Regions from separate parts of the Mus musculus genome. Here region 1 is linked to region 2. Evidence: chromatin loops called from intact Hi-C (ENCODE). Cell type or tissue: gastrocnemius. All regions are shown on one strand.

Region 1 (8,000 bases), 73 kb before region 2:
AGAACAGTATGTGCTCTTAACTTCTGAGCCATCTCTCCAGTCCTCAAACTGACAGAGGTCCATACTTGCCTTTGATTCCCTAGTGCTGGGATTAAAGGTGTGCACCACCACCATCTGGCTCTGTTAACCTTTTTTTTTTAAACAATTATTTATCTTATGTATATGAGTACAGTGTAGCTGTCTTCAGACACACCAGAAGAGAGCATCAGATGGTTGTGAGTCACCATGTGGTTGCTGGGAATTGAACTCAAGACCTATGGAAGAGCATTCAGTGCTCTTAAGGTCTAGGCCATCTCTCTAGCCCCTATCTGCTATTCTTTTCAAAATAAAAATTATTTTTAATCCCAGCACTTGGGAGGCAGAGGCAGGCGGATTTCTGAGTTTGAGGCCAGCCTGGTCTACAGAGTGAGTTCCAGGACAGCCAGGACTGCACAGAGAAACCCTGTCTCGAAAAACCAAAAAAAAAAAAAAAAAAAACCAAACAAAAAAAAAACAAAAAAAAAGGAAAAAGACCCCCCCTCAAACAATTATATTTATTTATGTGTTGTCTGTGTTGGCGGTAGGGAGGGGAGGTAGCATGTTTGGGAGGTCAGAGGTCAGCTTTTAGGAGTTGGTTCTCTCCTTCTACGTGTGTCTAGGGGATCAAACTTAGGTGGTTAGGGTTGGCCCTTACCACTGAGCTGCCCTGGGGTTAGACTTAGGGGTCACTCAGTCTAGGCAAGCACCCTCCAGAGCTCCATCCTAAGCAGTGCCATCAGAGAAGCCCAACACAGCGCTGGAGAGGTGGCTCAGTGGCTAGGAGTACTTGTAGCTCTGGTGGCAGCCCCGATTTGATTCCCAGCACTCATGTGGTACACAAGCATCTGTAGCTCCAGCCCCAGGTGGCCCAGCACGTGCTTCTGGCGTCCACCAGGCATGCATGGACTGCACAGACATACATGCAGACAAGACACATATAAAATACACATACAAATAAAAAGGTCATAGAAAGCTATTAGTTTCTAATTATGTTAAAATTTATTATCTGTTGCTGTTGTGACCGTCTGAGGGGTGGGGTGGGGTGGGAGGAGTGCATGCCCCGGCTCACGTGTGCTCAGAGGACAGCCTCATGGGCCAGTGTCCCCTCCCACCTCAGATCACCAGGCTTGAGTGACAAGCATCTTGCCAGCCCCCTCCCCCTTTTCTTTTTTTCAGACTGGGTTTCATGTAATCCAGGCTAGCCTCAAACTTGCAACATAGGTAAGATGACCTCAGCCACTCTGGGCAAACTAATGGGGGCCCCCATTTCCCTGGGTGTACCCACCTACTGACTGGCCGGCAGAGTAGGAGTCTGTCCTTGTCCGGGACCGCTTATTGCCTTTGGTATTTGCTGGGAGGAGAAAGTACAGGTAGGAAGCACTTTAGACGGTGACATGAAAGGAACTTGGTTGCAAAGGTATTTTCTTATGATCACAGAAACATAATTTTTTCTTTTTTTTTGAGACATGGTTTCTCTGTGTAGCCAACTGTTCTCTGGAACTCACTCTGTAGACCAGGATGAACTCACAAGCAACCATCCTGCCTCTGCTTCCCAAGTGTGGAATTAAAGGCATGTACCACCACCCACCCAGCTAAAATTTATTTTTTTCAAAAGCTGTGATGCTGAATCTGCAACCTGGATGCTCTCACCACAGGCCTGACACAGACAGGTCAGTGCCGGTTTACTCAGAATATCCGAAGCCTCTTGATTTTAGAATCCTCACTCCAGGGAGTAGAGGGCAAAGCTGCTGCTGTCTCAATCCTAACTGTCTGTGCTTCTCACTAAAATACTAGCTTCCTACTTTACAGCCAAACAGACAAAAACCAACAAGGTACACTTTATCCAGAAAACCATCTTCATTAAACAGCTAAGCTAGAGTGTTTTCTAGCTCATAAATATGTTTGAAATGCCACTCCAGCTCTCAGAACTGCTCTGTAATTGTCAGGGACACATACATACATACATACACACACACACACACACACACACACACACACACACACACACACACACACACACATTTAATTTAAATAGCATAGGCAGGCTTGGAACTTAGAGAACCTATCCCACGTATTTGGAGCTTACTGTCCATCAGCCTCCAGTTGAGCAGTGGGTCATAGACAAAGGCTTCCAGCACAGCCATGACACTGTCCTTGTGTTCCCGGAGCACTTCCATCACGGTGTGGCATGTGGTTCTGTAGTTGCCATCCAGACCCGTAACCTGCACAAAGGTCAGAAAACAGCGGCACAAGTCAGTGCAGACCCAGACGCACATGTAGTGCTGACCTTCACAGGTCATTTCTAACACAGTACTGGGGACCTGCTACAGAAACCACGTGGGCACCTAGGGAGCTGATGCACCCTAACAAGCATACTGCCCTCAGAGAAGGGCATCTCTATATTGGCTCCATTTCCAATCAGTGTGTATCCAGGATCCACTCACCTCCATAGCATTGGTCAACATTCTTGTTAGTCTAAATGGAATCTTTTCTGGAAATTTCTCTCTGGTCATAGCGACCTGTAGGGTCATTAGAGGAAAAGCAAATCCGTGGTTAGGTTATATACTCTAGCTGAGGCCAGGTGAAGGTGGTGGCCTCTCTTGACATTATGTGCTCTTATTTACATCACAGCAAGAAAAGAGTTCCCATCAAATTCAGTGAGAGGACGTTTATCACAGGGATTTGAAAGATGGACGTAAGAAAACAAAAACAGAGATGAGAAAAGGGACAAGTGCTCACTGCCTGGCCTTGGCCAGCATGCAGCAGGGGGACAGGAGAGCCCTCTTGGATGACAGCCTATGGAGAGAGGCAACAGGAAGGCCTTTGGGACTTGAACTGCCCAAACTGTCAGGAGGGTTAGCATGTTCACCTCAAAGCAGTCCCCAAAGTCAATGTGCAGGATCTTCCCACTCAGCCGGTCCAGCATCAGATTGGATGGGTGCCTGCAGGACAGGCGAGAGCAGGAGGGTCAGGAAGGCAGTCCTGATGATCAGTGAATCACGAGGGCTCCGGGCCAGGGGCTGGCAAAGGCCCACCCTCAGCTGTGCCCTGCCCCCACATGCCTGTGTTACACAGGGTTAGTGGGAGCTAGCCTTACTCAGTGTTTTCTGCATTGCTGCATGCTGCTTTGGGGCTACATTGTGGCAGAGGCCACATGACCCACAAAGCCTAAAACATGTATTATCTGCCCTTGCATTTATACTTTCTTAGGATCTTGAGTTCCTAGAAAAATAGTTTCTTTCAAGAGTAGCCCAGGTCTATCATTCCTACCAAGCTGCTTGAACCTGTGGACTAAGGCTTTCTTAGTCCGTCAGTCTTTAATCAAAGACATTCTGGTAGAATTTCAGACTACTGGTTTCTAGAGCTCTGTATTTTGATTTACATTAATGTGTGTGTGTGTGTGTGTGTGTGTGTGTGTGTGTGTGTGTGTGTGTATTTATGCATGTGCATGTGTACTCCATGGCTCTTGTTTGGCAGTCAGAGGACAACTGGCAGGAATTGGTTCTCTCCTTCTACGAGTTCCAGAGATCAAACTCAGGTTGTCAGGCCAGTGGTATAAGGTATAAACACTTTTACCATTGAGCTATCTCACTGGCTGTTTTTTTTGTTTTTTTTTTTAGATTATTTATTTATTATATGTAAGTACACTGTAGCTGTCTTCAGACACTCCAGAAGAGGGAGTCAGATCTCATCAAGGATGGTTGTGAGCCACCATGTGGTTGCTGGGATTTGAACTCAGGACTTTTGGAAGAGCAGTTGGGTGCTCTTACCTGCTGAGCCATCTCACCAGCCCCTCACTGGCTGTTTTTTGAGACAAGGTCTCATTGTGTAATCCTGGCTTCATAGAACTCACAGAGATCTGCCTGCCTCTGCTTCCATCTCCTGACTACTAGAGTCAAGGGCTTTTCCTCCACGCATGGCCCACTGTCTTTTAAAGATAAGATCTCATTTGCTGCCGAGGCTCATCTCACAAGCTTAGGCTTGGGACCAATCATCAAAACCAAGGTTTCAGATTCAGGAGATATTCCCACCTCAGCTCTCACGTGCTGGGACTATAGCTATGTGTCAGAGAGCCTGGCTAGAGCTTTTATTTTGGAGGCAGGGGGTCAAAAATGATTATTACACACAATTGCATGAGACACAATTACAAAAGAAAAGCAGTAGGCTTGTTTACAGTCTTATTAGTCAGTGTCTGAATAGTCCTGATTTTTCTTTTTCTTTCTTTTTTTTGGTTTCTTTTTGGGGGCGGGGCCATAGTACTGAAGATCAAACCAAGGACTACGTATTAGCTATACAGTGCTCTCCCACTGAGCCTCCCTGAATCGTCTCTTTGGAGATAATTACCTACTGCACTCAGAAGTGTATTTTGTACAGTAGAGTTGTGCTTTGGTTGGTTTCCCTGTCATCTTAGCTCAGTGATGATTGGCCACTTTGTTAAGTTACTTTGAGGGCCCTTCCTCCCTACTGGAGGTACAGTAATCCTACTTTTCAATAAAACTGTGCTTGTTTGCCCTTCAAAATATATAGTTATTTATTCAATTACATATTGCACTAGAAAACAAAATGAGACCATTCATAATAACTGGAGAAAGAAATTCAAAGAAACAAATTAAATTCACTCACCTGTCTCCAAGGCCTAAAATGTATCCGACCATCGACATAACGGCCAGGGAGCGGGTATAGTTGGTTCTTCGGTCAAACCACACCTATGGCACCAGAGCACATGTGACAGTATTCTATAAATCAGCAGTGTCAGCACAGTTATAGCCCAGGTCTGCTGCTCTGAGCGTCTACCAATGGCAGTCAGAATGGTAACGTAACAAGGACCCAGCCATCGTTGTAAACTCTGCCTTCAGATCCACTTTATCAGAACAGAGCGGGGCCGCACTTGGATGTATAACGAGTGAGCTCTTCCCTAGGAATGTGAGCCTGTAAGTGAAGATGGCCACCTCAGGCTCCACGGCAGACTGAAGACAACCCTTCTTCCCAAGTCATTTGGTACATTTAATGTCAATGGCAGTGTTTTTGATACATCAATACAATGGTCCTCAAATTTATGTGGAAGAAAAAAATACAGAAATAGACCATGTGAGGAGACTTGTATTAATGGCTGGTTTTCAAGACACATACAGACAGCAGTTAGATGGCTCTAAAGTGAACTCCATGGCGAGACTGGGGCCAGTGTGTGAGCCAGGTGGGGGTGGGGGCGGTGGGGGAGGATGGATATTCTGGTAAACAGAGAGGCAGTAGCTGATCATTAAACACGCTCTGAAAATCATACTTATTTGTGTGTGCAGGTGCGCATGCCGCAGTGCCCCAGCAGAGGTCAGAGGGCAGCTTGTGTGGGCTGGTTCTCTCCTTCCACCACGTGGGCTCCAGGGATTGACCGCAGCTTGTCAGGCTTGGCAGCGAGTTAATTAACCTGCCAAGGCATCACTCCAGCCCACGTTTATTTATTTGCATGTGTGTGAATGCATGTATGTGTTATGTATGTGTGTGCACCACATACATGCCTAGTGCCTGAGATGGCCAGAAGGATGTTGGATCCCCTGGAATTGGAGCCACGGGATCTCATATATAGTTCAGGCTGTCCTAAAACTTTACATAGTAAAGGATGGACTTGAATTCATGATGATCTTCCTGCCTCAGCTGGGATTATAAGGCATGAACTACCATTCTCAATTTAATCAGGTTTCAAAAAACTTTTCATGAAACACAGTGAAAATTCTTCAGTTAACCACAACAAAAAGGAGCATATATCCTGCCGTGTGTGGTGTCTGTGGACATACCTCCGAGCTGGGGCTTTTTAGCCACAGTAGCTTGGCCAGGTCGTCCCCAGCTGTGTTGTTGACAGCATGCTCAAACACCTCTACCTTCTGCATCAACGTCAGGTGGTCATAGTCAGGAGCCATCTGAATCAGATCAGACAAAACCAGTTAGTGAGAGAGGAGCCTACGATAGGCAGCCCAAATGTAGACCAGGCTAGGGCTAGGCAGAGCTGGGCTCTGATTTCATCAGCAAAGCGAAGAGAGAAAGGACATAACATGACAAAGGGAAAAACAACGTGGTTTATTTTTTTAAAACAAGGTCTTATTATGTAGCCTGGCTATCCTGGGACTCAGTTCTGTAGACGAGGATGGCCTCGAACTCAGAGATCTGCTTGCCTCTGCTTCCTGAGTGCTGGGATTAAAGGTGTATGCCACCATACCCAACAACTTAAAAAAATATATATATGTATACATATAAACACATATAATTTTATATATGTATACAATGCATATATTATTTTATATTACATATAGAACTATATGTAGTATATATACACACACATGCACACATATACACATATGTATATATGTAAATATAATGATTTTGTATGCATGGCGAGGACATGTCAGAGGACAACTTCTGGGAGTCGGTTTTCTCCTGTCACTGTGGGCTCTGGGGCATCAGGCCTACATAGCAAGAGCTTTTACCTACTGAGCTTTCTTGCTGGCTCTTCTTTGTTTCTCAGAGGTTATTTGTTTTATGAGTTACTTCATTAAGCCTTCTTCCACAGTGATTTCCTCAGATAGCTTTCTCAGTGGTGCCCCACCAGGCAGGAGTATGGTGCCCACAGGCTCAAGGGTGTTGGCATGGCGGCAGCACATACCCGCAGCATGATGCGATGCTCGATGTTCAACAGGATCTTCTTCTTCTCTCTGTAGTCCCGGATGAGGGCATGCAGTGTGTCACAGTGGGGCACCCAGCCAATGAGGCCCGAGTTGGTGGACAGAGGGATGACAGCGTATCTCTGGATGCTGGTGGTCACAGGGAAGGAGGGGGTCATTGTACAGTGACCAGCAGGACAGCTTTAATCAGCTTAGGACACATAGTGCCTCCACTGAGCTCCCAGCTGCAGTACGTGGGCTAAGGGGCCCTCTGTGAAGAAGGCATCCCAGACAGATGCCATGGAAGTCACAGCGGTCCTCAGCTTGCCTCACAAGCTCACTGCCGAGGCAGCAACTACTTATAATGCTAAAGTAACCTCAGTGGAACAGCATCGGCTTAAGAGACAGAGGCGCCACCAGAAGGGTTCCACTGGCCTTAGTCCAAGGGGAAAACACCAAAGGTATAGAATCTAGTCTAAATCTTGAAGGATTCCTGTCTGAGGTTTGTTTTTGCTTTTCTTTCTTTCTTTCTTTCTTTCTTTCTTTCTTTCTTTCTTTCTTTCTTTCTTTCTTTCTCTCTCTCTCTCTCTCTCTCTCTCTCTCTCTCTCTCTCCTCCCTTCCTGCCCCCCCCCCCCCTGTTTTTTTTTTTGAGATAAGGTTTCTCTGTGTAGCCCTGACTGCCCTGGAACTCACTCTGTAGACCAGGTTGGCCTCAAACTCACAGTGATCCGCCTGCCTCTGCCTCCTGTGTGCAGGGATTAAAGGCGTGCACCACCATGCCCGGCTAGCCTGCCCTTGTTTCTTGAGTGCTGGGATTATAGAAGTGTGCTACCATACTGAAGTTTTTTTGTTTTAAGACAAGATCTTGTGTATAGTTCAAGTAGGCCTTAAGCTCTCTATGTAGCCCAGGCTAGCTTTGAATTCTTGATCCTTCTGCCTCTACATCCCAAGCTACAGGACTGCAGGCATGTGCTACCATACCTGGCTCAGGTGCCTAACTTTCAAAAGTTAGTAACAACACATACTAAATTTTTTACTTGGACTGCATGGGATGAAATGCCAATGTCTTAAGAGTTCAGCTAGGATACACAGTGTTCTGAGTACCTGAGGTTCTTGCGAAGAGAAGTGGGGTCATTGGCTAGGAGTGTGTTCACCAGGCCAAAGAGCTGCATCACTCGTTCATCCTGCCGCAGATCTTCATGGCCTTTCAGGAGGAAAACAAACTCATGCCCATTGCTGCCTGCGAGAAACGGGGAGCAAAAGAAACAGATCAGAGCTGTGCACATTTCTACCCAAGACCATCAGCAGTTCCCAAGGGATCCACCCCTTCC
Region 2 (8,000 bases):
ACGTGCTAATAACCTGCTTGTACTGCATATCTGTGAAGCACAGACAAGAGCTCACTGGAACAGAACGACCTGAGAAATGGCTGAGACAACGGGTTGTATGTGGGATGCTGTTTCTGAAAAGCATGGCAGACTAAATCTCTGAATTCTCCTCCCACTGTGAAAAACTGGAAATTAATGCACGAGAAAGCAGATCATCAGAATCCAACTGTTTTTCGTAAACCCATAATTTTAATGGGATACATCTTAAGAGAAACAGTGAATTTCAACAAAACAAAACCCCCTCCTACTGGCAAAAGGAGACAAAGAAATCATGAGTTTTAATGTAACTAACTCTCCTAGAAGAGCTGACCACCTAAGGCTGACTCTCAAATGGGCTAACTACCCGGGTGGCCTGGGAACAAGCCAGACACTGACTTCAAGTTGTCCTGGGTCACTTGCACTGAAGCAAAAGCACACCTGCTCCTTTCCGCTCTTCAGAGCAGATGTTCCAGGCTGCTCTGGGGACTGAGTAGATGAAGATGGCCACAGAACACCCAGAGAGAGCAAGGGACCAGAGAAACAAAAAGCAGTGAACTAGGCGAACCCAGGCCTTAGAGAAAATAGCTATCATCACCCTAAAAGCGTAAATCTATTTAAGATGCTTACAGAAATCAAAATAGGAATATAAAACACAAGACAGGTTGATGGCACACGCCACTAATCCCAGCACTCAGGAGGCACATCTCTGTTGAGTTCCAGGCTAGCCTGATCTACAGAGTGAGTTCCAAGACAGCCAGGACTCCACAGAGAAACCCTGTCTCAAAAAAACCAAACCAAAGCAAACAAACAAACAAAACCCAAAGAGCCAAACCAAACAAAAAAGAAAAGTAAAAAGAAAATTGTAAAATAATTGAAATACAAAGTTTATAAAATAAATTTGTAAATAAAATTTATACTTAATACTGTTTCCTCTGGATTGAAACTTTCCGACCTAAAGGGAGACTCCTGAAACTCACAAAATGCTCTCAAGACTCAAGAAGTTCAGAGAACTTTAGAAAGGGGAGAATTTGCTTACTATGGCCCTGTTGTGAAGGGACCTGGGCTGTGACCCATGCTGGGGTGGGGTCTTAGGAGGTGCGGCTGCCTGGAGTCACCCACTGTTTCTCTAACCTCAATAGTCACTACTGTACCAAGGTGGGTTGGAGGGCATCTTTCCATTGCTCTGTTGCTACCCTTTCAGATGAACACAAGAGACACTCAGTTGTAATACAGTAACACACACATAAAAGCAAACTTGATGTACTCTGTCCCTATTAGAAGGGGTTAACAAAGACTTAATAAGAATAGAAGACTGAGGAAGTGGCTCAAAGGGCAAGAATTTTTGTACAAGGACTGGATTATAGGACACGAGTATCCATGAACGTACAAGCAGGCGTGGTGTTCACTATACAAGATGGAGAGCTACACTTGCTGCATCAGAGAGCTCTGTACTCAAGTTAGAGATCCCTGCCTCAAAATATAAAGTGGAGAGAGAAAGAGGAAGATACCTGATACCAACCTCTAGCCTCCATGGGAGTGTGCACACACGAACAACATGCACCCCACACACATGTGCTCCAAAACATGTTAACACGCACACATGCACACTCATTAACAAGTACACATAGCACACATGAACATGCATACATAACCCAGACAAACATGCAGTCATAACACACAGACATGAGACCTCAACATGGTATAGTTCTATATATGTAAAACCTATGGATGACAGTGGCAAGCACAAGCATGCGAGAAATCTGTGAAAATCAAGGGAACAACGAAACCATTCGGGCCACTTCAGCAAACACAAAAGAATGACAAATCCAATGCAGTTAGTGTAGAATCAATACTGTCTAAGGATGCAGACAAACTACCCACTTGTGAGTAAGTCAAAAGTGAAAGAAGAAACCGTAAAGTTAAAACACAGAAAGGAGCTGGGCAGTGGTGGCACACGCCTTTAGTCCCAGCACTCGGGAGGCAGAGGCAGGCAGATTTCTGAGTTTGAGGCCAGCCTGGTCTACAAAGTGAGTTCCAGAACAGCCAGGGCTACACAGAGAAATCCTGTCTCAAAAAACAAAACCAAAAATAAACAAACAACAACAACAACAAAAACCTTAGAAAGGACTGACTTTTGAACACTGATGAGAATTCATGTTTTTCAGCAAGAAGGGAGCAAGCTACTAATATATATTACAGCCCGGATGAAGCCCAGAGTAAGCTAGCCAGAGTAAGCTACCCCAGGTCTGCAGATGCAGCTCAGTTGGTAGATGTTTGTCTAGTATGTACAGACTCCTAGGTTCCAATCCAGCACTGCAGAGGCCAGGGCTGGTGGCACCCAGCTGTAAGCCAACCGCTCAGGAGGCAGAGGCAGGTGGACAGAAAGATCAAGACCACTCGGGCTACAAGATGCTCTGTACTAAAAAAGGAAAGAGAGAAAGAAGCTCATGTACCATCAATTACACGGAGTCTTCAGAAGTAGCTCTAAGAGGCAGCAGGAATGGAAATGACTGCTAACAGGAGAGAAGGAAGCTTTCTGGCTAAAGTAATTTCTGGAAACTTTCTAAATTTAGACTGTTACTGGTAACTGCAGACTCTGAATACATTGAAAGCCAAGGAACTTCATATTTTCAGATAGCAAACTTTACAGTATGTCATTTTTACCTTAAAGAATTTCTGAGGGGTATGCGTATGTGAGTGGTATGTTCGCACATGAAGACGCACATGGAGGAATGTGGAGAGTTGGCTCTTCCAGAGGACATGTGTTCAATCCCATATGGCAGCTCACTACTGTCTAAAACTCAAGTGCCAGGGGATTCAATGCCCTCTTCTGAACTCCAAGAGATCAGGCACACACTCTTGTGGTACACATGCACACATGCAAACAAAACACTCATACACATAAAAAGACGTGTGTAGGGTTATGTGTGCATATGTGTGGGTGTGCATGTGGAGACCACAGGTTGACACAGCTTGTCTTCCTTGGTTGCTCTCCACCTTACACATCGAAGCAAAGCCTCTCAATTAGCCCAGAGTTTGCGGATTTTGCTAAGTTTGTTGTGGGGAGTCCCTGTCTCTGCCTTGTAAGTACAAAGATCACAGGAGCTGCCATGCCCCTGTGGCCTTCTTTACATGGGTTCTGATGATCCAAATTCTGGTCTTCATGCTTGCATAGCATGGCACTCTTACAAAATGTGGAATCTTCCTAAACCCCTACCTCAGACTTTAAACAGTACTGTGTGTGTGTGTGTGTGTGTGTGTGTGTGTGTGTGTGTGTGTGTTGCACACGTCTCTCTGTACCTGGAACTTGCTGTTTTTCAGCTAGGTGGTCTGGATAGTGAGCCCCAGCCGTCCTTCCTCTGCCTCAACCCCAACATGGAGTTGGCAATCCAAACAGCCACATGTATGTGTTGGGGACCCAAGCCCAGGTCCACAACACAAACTTGCACAACCAAGTCCTCTTACCCACTGCACCATCTCCCTAGTTCTGAAAGTTTAAAACATTTAAAAAGCAGCTGTGCAAAGCAATACTTGAGACTTTACCTCCCCAAAATTTAGAGTTCTACCAGACTGAATTACAAAGAAAGAAAGAGAGGAATAGAAGATAACTTCTTGACTTCTTGGTTAAGAGGCCCACAAAGCTTGCAGAGGACCCACTATGGCTTCCAGCATCCATGTTGGGTAGCTTACAGTGGGCCTGTAGGCCTCTAACTCCGGTTTCAGGAGACCCAACACCCTTTGCCCTCCCTAAGAACACTTCTCCTGACACACACACATTTTTTTAAGAAAAATTTTTTTATGCTGGGCAGAGGTGGTGTACACCTTTATTCTGGCAGAGGAAGGTGGATCTCTATGACGTCGAGGCCAGCCTGGTCTACAGAGTGAGTTCCAGGACAGCCAGGGCCACACAGAGAAACCCTGTCTAGAAAAAACAAAAATAAGAAAGAAATGAGGGTAACAGAGACCTACTTGTCTAACCTAACATAAGGCTCTTGATGTACCTGCAAATCAACATGTGGACCACGCTGGCCTTAGACTGTTGATCCTCCTGCACCATCAATACTAGGATTACAGGCATACATGACTGGTTTGTCTTTGTCTGTCTGTCTGTCTGTGCACCACCACTGCCCAGCACATGACTGTTTTTTAGTGTGTGAGTGGGTATGAGGATGGCACACAGCAAGCACACGGAGGTCAGAGACAACTCTAGGGAGTCAGTTCTCGCATATTACCTGTGCAGGGTATCTGGGAATGAAACTCAGGTCACGAGGCTTGTGTGACAAACATTTTTATCTGCTCTGTCATTTTAGGAGTACCAACTTTTTAATTAGAAAAAAAGCAGATCAAGGAAAGTAATAATAAAGAACAGATTTGTGAGATTAAAAAAAGCAAGATATAAGACAGAAATACAACAGAAGTGGCTATCTAAAACAAAACAAAACAAAACAACTAAGGCCAATCTCTGGCAAGAAATGGAGACATAAATAAGACAAGAGCATTCTCACAATGACAATGCTCCCATTTATATAGAGCCAGTGCTCCACAGAAAAGGCTGAAGCTGTTGTAAGACCCCTTGACAAGAATGAGAAAAAAGCTAAATAAATCTTGTGTCTGTAGTTTCCAAACTACAGATAAAGTCTATTTCATGTAAAAATTCTAAATTTAATATTAGATACTGTATTGATAAGCTAAAAAAACCTGTCAGCCGGGCGGTGGTGGCGCACGCCTTTAATCACAGCACTTGGGAGGCAGAGGCAGGCGGATTTCTGAGTTCAAGGCCAGCCTGGTCTACAAAGTGAGTTCCAGGACTGTCAGGGCTACACAGAGAAACCCTGTCTCGAAAAAATCAAAACACCAAAAACAAACAAACAAACAAAAAACAACCTGTCATAACCAGAGTGGCTGTGTTTCGACATTAGAACTTATTTCAACACAATGAAACAAGACATTAAAGGAGAAAAAAAAATCCTGGATGATTATTAAAACAAAGGAAAGGCATTTGGTAAATCTAGTATCAACTCATGATTAAAAAGAAAAGAACTCTTTTAATAATTGAAGACTGTAAGGGAATGTTTAAAAACTGTAAAAAACATTAACCCAAACCCTCCAACAGTAGCGGCTCTAACTAGCGGTAAAACGGAGACAGCAGCTAAAGTCAGCAGGAAGAGAGCCCTGAGCAAAGGTCTGCAGCCTCCCCTGCTGAAGCAGCACTGCAGTGGAGACCCAGAGGCACTCAAAGCAGTAATGAATGATTTACAGTTTACAAAGAAAAACATCCAAGCTCCCTTTATTTTCAGAGCATGTAATTGTCTAGAATCAAAGTCTGGGAGTGTTTGTAGCGAATGGAGTGAAGAATCTAACGAGGCTGACAACTGTTAAGAACAAAGCACAAAAGTGGACTGAAAGCCAGGCATGGTGGCACAGAACTCAAGTCACAGTACCTGGGTGGCTAGGAAGATTCCCTCAAGCCCAGGAATTTGAGACCAGCCTGGGCAACACAGAGAGATCCTGTCCCAAAAAGGGATTAAAAAACAAAAACAAAAACAAAAAACCATTCTATACTTCAGCCACAAAGTCAGGAAGCAGTTTATAAAATGTTACTACCTACCTCTAAGTATGTCACTGAGGGAAAGATAATGAATTTAAGCATAGTCTTCCAAGCAGAGCGCAGCCTGTATACCCTCAGGGTCATTCTAAGACTAGTAAGGACTGTGTGCTGCCTTGAACCCCTAGAGTGAGGTGTGTTGTTGGTACACACACCATGCATGCATGGGTACAGACGCCACGAACCACTCTTTATATCACAGAACTACATAGTCACGATGCAGCCACCAGCTTAGCACCTGACAAGGATTACGGAGGAATTCTAAAAGCCACTGGGTGAAAGGTAGCTGGGGAATAGCATGGTCACTCTCCAGAGTGACCTCACAGACTTCCCATCAGTGACAAAGCAAGAAGGCAAGCCTTGCCCAGGAGAGGGCTCGCTCCCAGATACTGATCACATGCTCCAATTCAGAACCAACAATAATAGGACAGGCTGGTACCATTCGACCTAGTAAGGATTATGCGTGTTCATCTACATAGTACTGTCACTAAAAATGGCTGATTCTGCCTTGCCTTCCTCAGCTACCACAGAGGCTAAAGCAAGAGGACTCCACGTTTGAGGCTGATCTGGGCTCAGAGCTCAAAGCCAGCTGACAGAATTTACTGAGATCTTCTCTCAGAATAAAAGGGCAAGGGATACAGTCAGAGGGCAGAGTCCTTGCCTAGCAAGTCAGAGGCCTTGAGTTCAAACAAAAGCAGTTTGGGGCTGGAAAGATGGCTTAGTAGATAAGAGCACACCTTTGCCAAAGTACCCCATCAGCTCACAACAGCCTGTAACTGCAGTTTCAGGGGCCCCAATGCCCTGGTCTCTATGGGCACATGTACACACCTCCACACCCACACCTACATATAATTAAAATTTATAAAAATAGACCTTAAAAACATACAAACAACAACAAAACTCAGCCTGATTTAAATCTAGCCATCTACAGTACTGAGAACAATGCTGTCTCTTCCCACTGGACTATTCATCTTCTAGTTATCCAGTGGGATGGAGTAGAACTGGACAGACCCAGCTCCACACTTAGGTGCCAGAGGCCAAGGGAGGAGAGGCAGTGCTCTCGGTGCAGGCCAAGTGTGTTGCCGAGCAGGCGAGCAGGGAAGGGCTGAGTACTTACTTCCCGGATGGCCCCATCACAGACTCGGATGACATTAAGGAATGTGGGCATGACCTGGGGCAGGAACTGCACACACTTGAGCCCCAGGGACTTGAAGATGAAGGTGATGGCCTGCACCACCATGGTGTGGTGGTGAGAGAGGGATTGATCTCGGAAGATCCGCATCAAGGCCACCATGGACACAGCGGGGTAGAACTCGTCCAGGGGCAGGTTTCCCATGTTGACCAGCATTTCACTGGTGCTGTAGTCAGCTAGGACAAGGTGACAGAGAGAGTCGTAAGTATTGGTGGCGGGCCTCCGATGTGAGGCAAAGCATGGCTAGTAGCAAACAAAGCCCCTTCAGAGGCCTCAGCATGCATGTGTTCTCCTGCATGTTCTGACAGTGCTGTGAACGCCGAGCGCAGGGCTATTAGGAAGCGGTGAATAGGCTCCCCTGTCAGGAGCAGAGCTCATCCGAGCTTTTCTACTACCCAAAGCACCAAAGCCTGAAACAGTGCATGATGGGTTTTCTCTAAATTCCTAGGTTTAACGTAGCTTCTCAGCGTCACAGTTCACAACCTCAGAGCTGGAACCATCAATAAAAATAACTACTCCTCCAAATGAAAGGAAAGGGAAGTAAATTAGGCAAACATCTGTTGCACAGATGGCTAGTCCCACAGGGACTACAGACATGTTAGCAGGCATATGCCATACCCTGAACAGCAAGGACTCTGTCCTGGCCATGGTGCCATGCAGTGAGGAGGTGAGATGCAGGGGATGAGAGACAGGACGTCAGGCGCTGCTGAGGAACACGAGTAACTGGCCTGGGCTCTGCTCTTCACGGTCAGGGAGCAAAGGGGAGCCACACAGTACACTCCCTTACCCCAGATGGGAGAAGGAAATAAATGGAGAAAACCAAACAACCAGCCTAAAGAGCTTATAGGGAACAAACAGTTTCATTGTTGTAAAATCATATTCTGCTACAGCATTGAGGAGACCATTGTTGAACCTTCAATTTCATCAACAGGCTTTCCCCAGTAGATGGTGGGCTAGAAACTCATATTCTACCCTCGTTCCCAAACGCTCGGGTCCTTGTCAAAAGGCAATGGGTCTCTATTGTCAGACTAGATGCAAAAAGAAGGGGCCCAGGTCTTGTGGGGCTACTGGTCTTTCTATGTCCTGATTTCATTCAAATGAAACAGAGAAAACAAGAGCTATCCTCCCCCTTCATGAGGGCCCAGGAATAAAAGAAGAAGAAAAAAAAAAAAAAGAAGCACTAAC

Evidence for each region. Peaks named below come from ENCODE experiments on the same cell type or tissue, not always from the same donor. Only the 100,000 strongest peaks of a DNase experiment are listed, where the experiment ranks them.
Region 1: it touches region 2 in a loop (2.4-fold over the local background); 2 of 42 quality-filtered maps call a loop at or near these places.

Annotation. Positions count from the first base shown.
Region 1 is chr4:148,544,328-148,552,327 of GRCm38, reverse strand. Mtor (mechanistic target of rapamycin kinase) reads right to left here. Exons shown (of 58, transcript NM_020009.2): 47 at 7,774-7,909; 48 at 6,671-6,818; 49 at 5,808-5,930; 50 at 4,642-4,724; 51 at 2,888-2,960; 52 at 2,463-2,537; 53 at 2,105-2,240; 54 at 1,304-1,369. Among named protein-coding and RNA genes, the nearest start is that of Gm24002, 9.2 kb to the right of the region's middle. In gastrocnemius, no CTCF peak of the experiment used is centred here; a DNase peak (open chromatin) is centred at 3,027.
Region 2 is chr4:148,470,905-148,478,904 of GRCm38, reverse strand. Mtor (mechanistic target of rapamycin kinase) reads right to left here. Exons shown (of 58, transcript NM_020009.2): 19 at 6,741-6,991. Among named protein-coding and RNA genes, the nearest start is that of Angptl7, 26 kb to the left of the region's middle. In gastrocnemius, no CTCF peak of the experiment used is centred here; no DNase peak of the experiment used is centred here; H3K27ac peaks cover 383 bases.